Regions from separate parts of the Homo sapiens genome. Here regions 1 and 2 are each linked to region 3. Evidence: chromatin contacts called from ENCODE Hi-C or POLR2A ChIA-PET data. All regions are on one chromosome and are shown on one strand. The core of a region is the stretch at or near the end of the contact, and the rest is flanking DNA. Distances in the headings are between cores, read along the strand shown. Region 1 holds the start of GTF2H5 (general transcription factor IIH subunit 5). Region 2 overlaps SYNJ2 (synaptojanin 2). Region 3 holds the start of ZDHHC14 (zDHHC palmitoyltransferase 14).

Region 1 (3,649 bases), core at 233-2,732, 790 kb before region 3:
TACACACTTTTATATATAATATATAATATACAATATATAATATATAATATACAATATATTATATATAATATACAATATATTATATAATATATAATATACAATATATTATATAATATATAATATACAATATATTATATAATATATATTATATATTATATAATATACAATATATTATATGTAATATACAATATATGTAATATACAATATATTATATGTAATATACAATATATGTAATATACAATATATTATATATAATATACAATATATTATATATAATATACAGTATATTATATATAATATACTGTATATTATATATAATATACAATATATTATATAATATACAATATATTATATATAATATACAATATAATATATATAATATATAATATATATAATATACAATATATTATATATAATATATAATATACAATATAATATTATATATAATATATAATATACATATTATATATATGTATTATATATAATATACGTATTATATATAATATACATAATATACATATTATATATTATATATAAAATAAATATATATTATATATAAAATACATATATAATATATATATATGTATATATACACTTCGAGACAGAGTCTCACTCTGTCGCCCAGGCTGGAGCGCAGTGTCGTGATGTCGGCTCACTGCAACCTCTGCCTCCCGGGCTCAAGCGATTCTCCTGCCTCAGCCTCCCAAGCAGCGGGGACTACAGGCGCCCGCCACCACGCCAGGCCAAATTTTGTATTTTTAGTAGAGGCAGGGTTTCACCATGTTGGCCAGGCTGGTCTCGAACTCCTGATCTCAAATGATCCACCTACCTCGGCCTCCCAAAGTGCTGGGACAACAGGTGTGAGCCACCGCGCCAGGCCAATTTATTGTATTTTTAGTGGAGACGGGGTTTCACCATGTTGGCCAGGCTGGTCTCGAACTCCTGGCCTCAAGTGATTTGCCCGCCTCGGCCTCCCAATGTGCTGGGATTGCAGGCGTGAGCCACCGCGCCCGGCCTCAGCCACCTCATTTTACATATGAGGAGACCAAAGGAAGAGATTAAGCCGTAGTTCCTGGCCAAAGGAAAAAAGTACAAGCCAGATCTCCAGATCTTGTGCCCCTTCACTAAATAAATCACGTCCCGTGCGGACCTAGGCTGGAAACAAACCACTCAGCGTACGCCCATTTAATTAACTTCCACTTACACCTGGGCGCAGGGCGAGCCCTAGCCCCACAGGAAACCCACGATTAAACGAGGGGGGGACTGCCGTGCGGCCCCGCCAGGAAGGGCCCGGAGAGAGTGGGGGACACCGCCCTGTGCCCCCAGCACCCGGTGGACAGGCTTCTGGGGCTTTTCTCTTCCTCTCCCCTTTCTTTGGGACCCCTCAGTGTTCCCACACCCCACTTTCCCCAGCCGCTCGGACGCTCGCCACACACCTCGGCCCACAGATGCAGAAGCGCCTCGGCGTTGCCGGCAGAGTGCGCCTGCGCCGATACGCCATCGCGCTAGGGACGCTATTGTGGGTGGAGCCAGCCGGCGGGAGGCGGGCCCAGAGCGGGCCGAGGGGGCGGGGTCACGAGCCGCCAGCCGCCGGGTGGAGGGTCCCGGCCGGGAGCCGCGGAAAGAGTAGGGCTCCCCAGACAACGGGGTCCGACGAGCAGTTGGGCACGGGCTGAGTCCGCCTGCCGGCAGGTAGGACGTGAAGGCAGGGGTGGTGTGGGGGCGGACGGGGGCGTCGGCGCAGCTGGGCGCGGTGGGGAGCGGAGAATGGGGAGGGCAGGGACCGGGCACGGCCGAGCACCGCCGTCTGGCGCGCGGACCGGACCGACCAGCTGACGCTCGGCTGGGCGTGAGGGCCTCTCTCTCTGGTGGTCGCGAGCCTGACTCGTCTTTCCCTGTCGCTGCCTTTCTCTGGCTGCTGTCGAGGCCTTGGGGAGTGCACCTGCCGGTCCGTCTTCCCGGGCTCGGTAGTCACGGAGAGATGAGGAGGAGGAGGAAAGGGCCTCACCAGTCACTTCTGAGCCTTGCAGACCACCGCTTCCTGCTCCCTCTCTAACCCCAGAGATGGAATAGATTGAATGCTGAGAGAGCTCTAAACTCGGCAACGGTCATTTTAAAGTGAAAGACCCCAGAAGGTTCTAAAGTTACTCCCTTTCCCCAAGTCTGTTCTGTAAGTCTAAAGGAACACTGTCATTATTTTTACTAGTTGAGATATGAGATTCTTGTTTTCTGTTCCTTAGGTTAAATTGTACTTCCCGCATTAAGCTCATGCTGCCTTTTTTTTTTTTTTTTTTGAGATGGAGTCTCGGTCTGTCTGCCAGGCTGGAGTGCAGTGGCGCGATCTGGGCTCACTGCAACCTCCGTCTCCTGGGTTCAAGCAATTATCCTGCCTCATTCTCCCTAGTAACTGGGATTACAGGCGTGCGCTACCACGCCCGGCTGATTTTCGTATTTTTAGTAGACACGGGGTTTGTCCATGTTGGCCAGGCTGGTCTGGAATTCCTGACATCAGGTGATCCCCCGCCTCGGCCTCCCAGAGTGCTGCGATTACAGGTGTGAGCCACCGCGCCCGACCTCATGCTGCCTTTTTTTTTTTTTTTTTTTTTTTAACATCGTGTGTGTTCATGTGATCGCTAAGGAACCCAGCTCTTCCATTTAGTTCCCTCTTTCTATCCCTCAAATCTTTTCCAACTGGTGATTTCCATATTGTTGCACTCTCTTTAAAATAAAAAAATTGCCTCCAAGTCTTCTTCTTCCCAAGTATCTTTTATTTGCTTTTTTTCATCTTGCATACATTCTCTTCCTTGATCTCATCAGTTCCATTTTTGTGCACTTGATGTGTGTCAGCTATTATTCTAGACGCTTGGGATACAATGGTGAACAGGTAACTAATTTTGGTGGGGGCAGAGAGACTCTGAAATCAGTTAAGGAATAAGTACCATTTGGTGATGTGATAAAGAGTGACTAGAGGGGTTATTTTGGCCAGGGGGATGTCAGAAATGGCCTTAATTTCTGCATTTAAAAACTTCTGTATACCAGTAACAATTAACTAGGAGTTTTAATAATAAAAAGACACTATTCATAATGGCATTCAAAACTAAAGGTACCTAGAAATAGATGAACCTAAAGCTGTGTAGTCCTTTAGACAGAAAATTGTAAGGCTCTGTTGGAACACAAAAGATGACCCAAGTAAATGGTGAGATATACCGTATTAATAGATGGAAAGACTCAACAAAAAGATGTCAGTTTTCCTCAGTTCTACGAATTCAGTGTAATGCCAATTAAAATCACCATATTGTTTTATGGAATTTGCCATGCTGAACTTAAAATTTATATGGAAAGGCAAGGGACCAAGAATAGTGAAGTCAATTTTGAAGAAGAAGAAAAATAAGGTCTCTCCCTATCAGATACCAAAGCTTAATATAAAGTTGTAATTATTAAGATGGTATGATATTGATTCAGGGATAGAGAATTAGATTCATGGAACAGAATAGAGACACTAGAAACATACCTATTTACATACGGGAGTTTAGTATACCACTAAGTGGTATTGCAAAGCAGGGGGAAAGCATAGACTATTCAATAAAGGATGATGAAATATATGGTTGCTGAGATATCTGGCATTGTTATGGTATACAGACAGGATTAG
Region 2 (3,499 bases), core at 82-2,581, 690 kb before region 3:
ACTGATCATTCTCACTGTGGCCAGGGAAAGCAAGGAATTTTAAATGTTATTTAATTTTAATTAATTTGAATTTAAATAGCTACTTATGGCCAGTGACTACGGTATCAGACAATACCAGTGTAGAATGTTGGCCAGGCACCATGGCTCACACCTGTAATCCCAGCACTTTGGGAGGCTGAGGCAGGCGGATCACTTGATGTCAGGAGTTCGAGACCAGCTGGGCCAACATGGCGAAACCCCATCTCTACTAAAAATACAAAAACTAGTTGGGCCTGGTGGTGCACGCCTGTAATCCCAATTACTCAGGAGGCTGAGCCAGGAGAATTGCTTGAACCTGGGAGGTGGAGTTTGCAGTGAGCCAAGATCATGTCACTGCACTCCAGCCTGGGTGGCAGAGTGAGACTGTCTCAAAAAACAAAAACAAAAAAGAAGTGTAGAATGTTAATAGGTCCCTCAATATTTTTATGGTAGAAAAGAACTACATTATAAATCCTTTAATTACTTATTATGTATCCCAAGTTTACTATGTCAAAGTAGCACTTTTTTTTTTTTTTTTTTAGACAGAGTCTCGCTCTGTTGCCGAGGCTGGAGTGTAGTGGTGCGATCTCAGCTCACTGCAACCTCTGCCTCCTGGGTTGCGATTCTCCTGTCTCAGCCTCCTGAGTAGCTGGGATTACAGGTGCACGCCACCACGCCTGGCTAATTTTTTTTGTATTTTCAGTAGAGGTGGGGTTTCACCACGTTGGCCAGGCTGGTCTCGAACTCCTGACCTCAGGTGATCTGCCCGCCTCGGCCTCCCAAAGTGCTGGGATTACAGGTGTGAGCCACTGTGCCTGGCCCCAAAGTAGCTATTTTTAAGTGAGAAGGGTTAGACTTTTTTTTTTTTTTTAAACTGCATTACACACAATTGAAAATTTCCCAACTCGTTTGTTTCTTTTTTAACATAAGAAATAAACAACACCAACAGGAATTATGGCACTTCTTAATGAAAACTAAGGAAATTTTGCCTTGAGTGCTCGTGCAGCCCAGTAAAATGGGACGTCAGTTTTAAGGATCTGTTCTCACAGGGAAGAGCTCTGTGACCCAACCCACCACCTCTCAGACAGTGGAAGATTTTGCAGCAAGAACAGCTGAAGTCTATCCTCACTTCGGGAAAGAGGTGGCCTCGTGTGCACCACACGCTGAAGCTGTGCCCGGGTAGCATCTTTGCACAGGAAGGAGAACATTAACGTCTAGATTTGAAAAGAAAATCCTCCAGTTTCAGAATGAAACCCTCCGGACCGCCACGAGAGGGCAGTGTGCGGTTCGCTATTGCAGCTTCGAGGACAGGCAGGATCTGGGCTCCTTGGTCAAGAACCGTGTTCCCAGTCAAAAAGGGTCCATTGGTCAAAAGGGTGTGCTTATCTGAGCCACCACAGAAAGTACATGTGAAGACTGTGAATCTCAGGAAGGTGGAGTCTTAGGCTGTGTGGATTCAAATGCTCTTCACCACTTGGACAGGACAGACCACGGACATGGTTTTCTTCCCTAAACCATCACTTGAATTAGAAAATCAGAAAATGCACACATACAAATCCAGTGGCCATGCAGACACTCAGGAATTGTACAGCAACGGGAAATGCTGCAAAGCTGGCCCCCTCCAGGCACGTGGCTAACCCTGCCCCAGGTCAATTCCATGGAGGGACATAGCCCTCTCCCCCTCCCCCAGCGCTGAGCCCTCCAGGAAGGGGCCCTCCCTGTGGTTGTGTCCCCAGTGCCTGGCTCCTATCAACAGTCACATTTGGGACTGAGCTGAGCAGGGAGGTGCTGGCTGTCCCCACGGCGCCGCTCACCATTGGGAAGCAGAGTTTCTGGGTGATCTCCTTGTAGTCTTCATTCCGCTCCTTCACCTGGGACTGCCCGGCCGTCAGGTGACTACATATGAAGCAGAAGCTGGTGCTGTGGAACTGGAAGCGGATGCCGACGGCGCCCTTGTTCCCCGCCTTGCCCCCCATGCCCGTCTTCACTGTGTCGATGGCTACGTCCCTGGAACAGAAGGATACGCGCATGCCGTCGGCTCCTGAAGGAGAAGTGTGACCCTGCTTTGCCACAGAGAAGGGCCCAGCAGCAGCTCGGGACCTGCTGCTCTGAGTGCTCCAAAATCATCAGCTCAACACAGTGGCCACCGTGGCCGTCATCGACTCCTGGTCAGGAGGCCGCCTCCCTCCTGCTGCCCACCGCTGCCTGGACATCTCCCCCACACCCCAACTGGGAAGTGCTCACTTGAGCACCCCATGAAGCCGAAGACAGGGCAATGCCTGCATCCGCCCAGGTTCTCACTGCCACCAGGAGCGGCGCAAACATCACCACCCACCAGCCCACCCCACTCCTGTGCAGCCATCACGCCATGCATGGGAGGTGTCATCTGGGCAATCAACACATTTTTAAATTATTATTGTTATTTTGAGACAGAGTCTCGCTCTGTCACCCTGGCTGGAGTGCAGCAGCGTGATCTCAGCTCACTGCAACTGTGGCCTCCCAGGTTCAAGCAATTCTCCTGCCTCAGCCTCCTGAGTAGCTGGGATTACAGGTACCCACCATCACGCCCGGCTAATTTTTGTATTTTTAGTAGAGGCAGGGTTTCACCATGTTGGCCAGGCTGGTCTCAAACTCCTCACCTCAAGTGATCTGCCTGCCTTGGCCTCCCAAAGTGCTGGGATTACAGGCGTGAGACACCGTGCCCAGCAATCAATGCACTTTAAGAGCTAGGAAACGGGCAGCTGTTTATGCTGGGCTGGGTAGATGGTCTCAAAAGGACTTTTATGCAATGCCAGAGCCTGCTTGCATTCAAATGCCCACTTATGACGCATACGAGTCCATAGAAACATGGGCTGCAAGCACATTTGTTAACATTTCCACAGCCATGCCACAGACTGAGGCCTGCTGGTGCATCTGCTCGCTGGCAGACAAGGTTGGGGGGATGACTGATGGAAGGGGTGTAGGCGGAAGCAGCTCAGGGCTAAAGGCACGTGAAGCCGAGGACACCGAGCCTGGGAAACCTGGCTCTCCTCAGCTCTGAGCCCTTTCTCAAATGCTTTACCTCTCACCCTCACCCCGCCCTTGCCTTTAACCTTTACTAACCTTCACCTGCTAACCTAGGACACTGCCAAGCTGCCCAAATAACACAAGCAGAGGGACAGGGACCTAAACATCTTCTGAAAGTCAGAGAAGAGGATTATGGGCAGCATAGTCTTAGTCTCCAGGTGCTGCAGGGGTGTACCCGTGGTGCTCTTGGCAGGCACAGGCCCTTCCCGGGACCCAGGGGCTCAGTGGGGAGGTCAGTTCAACGCCTGCTGCCAGCTCGCCGAAAGGCTGGTGGAAATTCAAAAGCCATGGGTAGGCCCAGGTGGTAAGATGAGGCCAACCACAAGCTGGGGAAAAGATGAGTTCCTCCAGCATCCAAACACCCACACCCACACCCCAAGAGGAATGCCGCCCCTAAGCTCGCCCCCTTTCTGAT
Region 3 (3,705 bases), core at 1,151-3,650:
ACAGTGTCCAGATACAAAACGTTTCTCCTGAGAGTCAGAGGGCTTTGAGCGACAAGTATTACGTTGTCAAGAGATCATTCATTTCCAATTGAGACAGCATTTGGAAGAGCAAAAGCCAGGCACAAAATTAGAGCCTATTAATCCTAATCAGAAACAAAAGTAAATAAATTCAAAAGGTTTTAATTGAGCCTACCCAACAGGAGGAGGCGGAGACTGAAGGAGTATCAAGCCCAATAATAACCAGGATTTGGGAAGCCCAAAGAAGAGCTCCCTATAAATATATTGCTTTCTTTAAATTCTGAGGGGAAAAAAGTAACTCCACCTTTCATTGAACATAGGATACCAGAAATTACATAAGGAGTTGCATTCCAAATGTTGGATGCAAAAAAAGCAACCAAAATTGATTGGAATGTGGTTTAACTGCTTTATCTAATCACTGCTAATAAATAAGAAGACCTTTCATTAGTTGGCAGGAGGACAGTTGCTACTGGCCAATTTGATTTTCCTGAAAACGGTGAAGACTTGCATGCGCTTTTTATCCCCCCAGATATAATCCCTGAAGTCCAGACTGTTTCTGGAATCGGAAGTTGTCACGTAGTGTCATCCTCTTCCTTAACAGACCTAAGGTCTCCTTTCACATGTTCCCAAATTGTTTGTTTTGGACACCTTTTATTGCAACCTTTTTGAAAGTGAAGAGTTTAGAAACCTCATGGCAAATAAGAAATTGTTAATCCAGAGTGAGCATGTAGGAGGCTGGAGAATGCAATGATCTATCCAGGGCACACTAGGCAGCCGACACTTTGAAACCTGAAATAGCCAAGATTCCTCAATTATTCGTCGAAGTTACATGGGAGATTCAGTCAACTGAGCTTAAGAAGATGCCCTATATGTTGTCAGCAAGGGGGAAAAAGTCAGTTCCATGTATCCCTGACTTAGGAATCTATCGCACCCCACCTTCCCACGGCAGGCTACATCTGGGCTGATTTGCTGGGTCCCCAAACTCGGTAGAGAGCGCCCCAAGGATCAGGGACCGGCGGCCCCACCTGCTGGGTCCCATCCGCCACCTGGATTGGCAAGGCCTGGCCCCCCTTGCAAGTGGACCCCTTCCCTCCCTGCTCCCAGAAGCCCAGCCCAGAACGGCGTTCTTTCCGGGGGCCCAAAAGCAATCAGACCTTTAAAAGAAAAAAGAGGGAGCGCAGACTGGCATTATATAACAATTTACAGTAGATAAGACTTCTAGAAAACGAAAGCAGCCCGAGGAGGGGCGGGGGACAGGGGAGACCAGGGGAGTGCGGCGTCGGGGGAGCGGTCGCCACCACTTACTCGAAGGCGAAGAAGAGTCCGCTAGTGACCAGGATGAGGACGAGCGTCAGGTAGAAGACGCCCGTCTGCCGGGCCATCATGATCCTCCCGTTACAGAAGAACTTGTTTCTTCCCGGGAACACCTCCCATTTCCTCCGGGCCGCGATTTTCTTCTTCTTGTGGGGCGACTCCATGGGGGAGGAGCTGTGGGTGCTGATCTGGCTGTACTCGCAGTCTTTCATGGGCCCGCCGCCGCCGGGAGGCATCCACGAGGGCAGCCGGCTGGGGGCGCACACCCCCAGGAGCCCCCCGGCCGCGCGGGCCCCGCCGAGCCACGACCGCCGCCGGCCGCCCGGCCGCCCCCCGAGCCGCGGCGCCGCGGCCCCTACACGGGCTCCCGGCTCGGCGACAACTTTGCCGAGGACACCCAGGTTAACCCTCCGGGGAGCCCAACTGTCATAGCAGAATCCCCGCTCCGTGAGGGGACGGCGCTGGTCCGCAGCCCGCGGCAGCACTCCTCCGTCGCTTCCAGCCCGCGTCCCGGGGCGCGGGGCTCAGCCCGGCCGGCCCCCGGGTCGCCGAGCGCCCGCCCCCTCGCGCGGCTGCCCGCTCGGCCCCGCAGCCCCCGGCTCCCCGGCCGCGCCTCGGCTCTGGCCCGCCGACCCCCGAGCACTGCGCCCCGAGGGGACACGAGGCGGCGGCCCCGGCGCCGGCTTCCTCGGGAGCCACTTCTGCGGCGCGGCCAGGTTGGGTCCACTCCTTCCTCCGGCAGCGGATCCTCCCAGGAGAGAGCGCTGGCGACTGGGCGGCCGCGCGCGGCACCGGCAACCCCTCCCAGGGGTGGGGACAACCACGCACGTTTTTCTGTCAGGAGCCTCTCGGCGAGAGCCGGGGCGCCGCTCGCACCGCGACCCGGTGTCGCTGCGCCTGGCAGCCTAGTCGAATCCGCGGCCCCCGCGCGGGGATGCGCGGGCCGAGGGCGGCGGCGGCTCGCGGGCCGCGCGGCGAGGGCTCCCTTGCTCCCTCCTACCCGGAGGAAGCGGCCCCGGCGCGAGGAGGGCCGCGGGGACACAGCACAGACACTTGTTTGCAAGGCTCAGCCCGGCGCGCGCGCGGCGCTCCGAGTGGGTCCGCCTCCTCCGGGCCGGGTGGGCGGTGGCCTCGCGCCTCACCCGCGGCTCCTCCTCCTGCTCCTCCTCCTCCTCGCCCGCGAAGCCAGGGCACCGGCGCAGCGAGATTCCAGCCCCAGCCCCCTCGGGCGGGCGCCCTGGGGTGTGGAAGGCGCGGGGCTCCCTGTGGCATCGCCCAAGTAGGGATGGGGTCGGGCGCCCGCGGCCCCGCCGCGCAGTGCGCTCCTGGCCGACTTCAGTCCGTCTCGCGGCTTCTTCCGGGTTTATCCCGCGCAGCAGCTGCCGCCTCGGGACACGCTCATTCCCACGGCCACCGGCAAGCCACTCCTGGCGACTCCCCGGGACCTGAGGAGCCGCGGCGCGGAGGTGACCCTCCCCGGCCTGCGCCTCCCTTCTTCCTCCTCCCCAGCTGGGCGCGTGGTCGCGTCGCCCGGGGACTCTGGTGATGCCCGAGAAATGGGCTGGGGGTGCCGGGTGCCAGGATGGGGTGGGGCGGCCCTAGGCCGGCCTGACTTCGGGACCGGGCTGCGGGCGAGGGTCTCGGGGCCCGGCTCGGCCGGCTTCCGGGCCGAGAAAGAAGGGCAGAGGAAGCGGTCAGGGTCCCCTCCGGCCCCGGCCTCCCTCCCGGAGTATAAGCCCTTGGAGGCCAGGTTTTGGGTTGCTGCCGCCCAGCTCTTTCGGTCTCCACTTCTCCCCACGGACGTTTACAGCTGCTCGCTTTATTTCTCCCTCCATTCCCCCGTGGAGCCCCCTCGGCAGCGGAGGGGTCGCGTGCTTCTCCTCTCCCGCCTGCGCCTCCCCCCTTCCCACCCGACAGCCCAGGAGGAGCTGCGGGCGCGGCCCTGGGACGGCCGGAGCCTGGGGCTTCTGCTCGCTCGCGCCCTCCCAGGCGTTGCCGCGGGTCCGAGCCCCCGCAGAGGTGGGCATAGCCCCGGGGCCGCAGAAAACGAAGGCAGCTGGGCAGGGATGCTCAATTTCCCGAGCCCCACTTTCCTTTCACAGCCCACTGGGATGTGTAGTTCTTCCGCCCGCAGGCCTGCGCCGAGGAGAAGCACGACTCGGGGCCTTAGAAACTACAAGTCCCTGCATCCCCCGCGACAAGGGCAGGAGAGGCGTGGTGCTGGGCGTTCTGGGGCTAGGTGGTGGGAGATGGGAACCAACAAAGGGGGTTGTGGGGAACGGTGCCTTCTCTGTACTGGGCAGTTTGCACGTTACACATGTTCTTTGTCTAATCTTCGCCGGAACCCGGTGAGGCATTATTGTATCCAGCTTA

What was found. Hi-C counts contacts between places; a loop is a spot of excess contacts on that map. ChIA-PET counts read pairs that join two places held with the same protein, here RNA polymerase II (POLR2A). Pooled maps may share reads with other maps.
Region 1: a map of CD4-positive, alpha-beta T cell shows a loop between it and region 3 (7-fold over the local background). The contact joins the promoter of GTF2H5 here to the promoter of ZDHHC14 in region 3. A Hi-C loop is called at or near these places in 2 of 168 maps with a recorded cell type or tissue (CD4-positive, alpha-beta T cell and naive thymus-derived CD4-positive, alpha-beta T cell) and 9 of 50 pooled maps. POLR2A ChIA-PET finds 5 or more read pairs at or near these places in 1 of 52 experiments (BJ).
Region 2: a loop to region 3 is called in a pooled map, with 4 times the contacts of the local background. The contact joins the enhancer-like site here to the promoter of ZDHHC14 in region 3. A Hi-C loop is called at or near these places in 4 of 50 pooled maps.

What each region holds. Positions count from the first base shown.
Region 1 is chr6:158,166,183-158,169,831 of GRCh38, reverse strand. It overlaps GTF2H5 (general transcription factor IIH subunit 5), which reads right to left and starts at 1,482. Exons shown (of 3, transcript NM_207118.3): 1 at 1,437-1,482. SERAC1 (serine active site containing 1) reads left to right here and starts at 1,570. Exons shown (of 17, transcript NM_032861.4): 1 at 1,570-1,692. RefSeq lists silencers at 1,483-1,662, 1,703-1,772.
Region 2 is chr6:158,070,128-158,073,626 of GRCh38, reverse strand. SYNJ2 (synaptojanin 2) reads right to left here. Exons shown (of 27, transcript NM_003898.4): 15 at 1,833-2,025. Among named protein-coding and RNA genes, the nearest start is that of SYNJ2-IT1, 71 kb to the right of the region's middle. RefSeq lists enhancers at 1,337-1,898, 1,899-2,462, 3,446-3,499. Within about 2 kb of position 1,331, at least 5 of the 41 ENCODE cell types and tissues checked have a DNase peak (open chromatin) inside an H3K27ac peak, as active enhancers do.
Region 3 is chr6:157,379,885-157,383,589 of GRCh38, reverse strand. ZDHHC14 (zDHHC palmitoyltransferase 14) reads right to left here and starts at 2,400. Exons shown (of 9, transcript NM_024630.3): 1 at 1,324-2,400. The coding sequence starts at 1,568. LOC124901446 reads left to right here and starts at 2,499. Exons shown (of 1, transcript XM_047419644.1): 1 at 2,499-3,705. The coding sequence starts at 2,889. RefSeq lists enhancers at 1,343-1,482, 2,241-2,852, 3,464-3,705 and silencers at 1,573-1,622, 2,133-3,022, 3,183-3,262.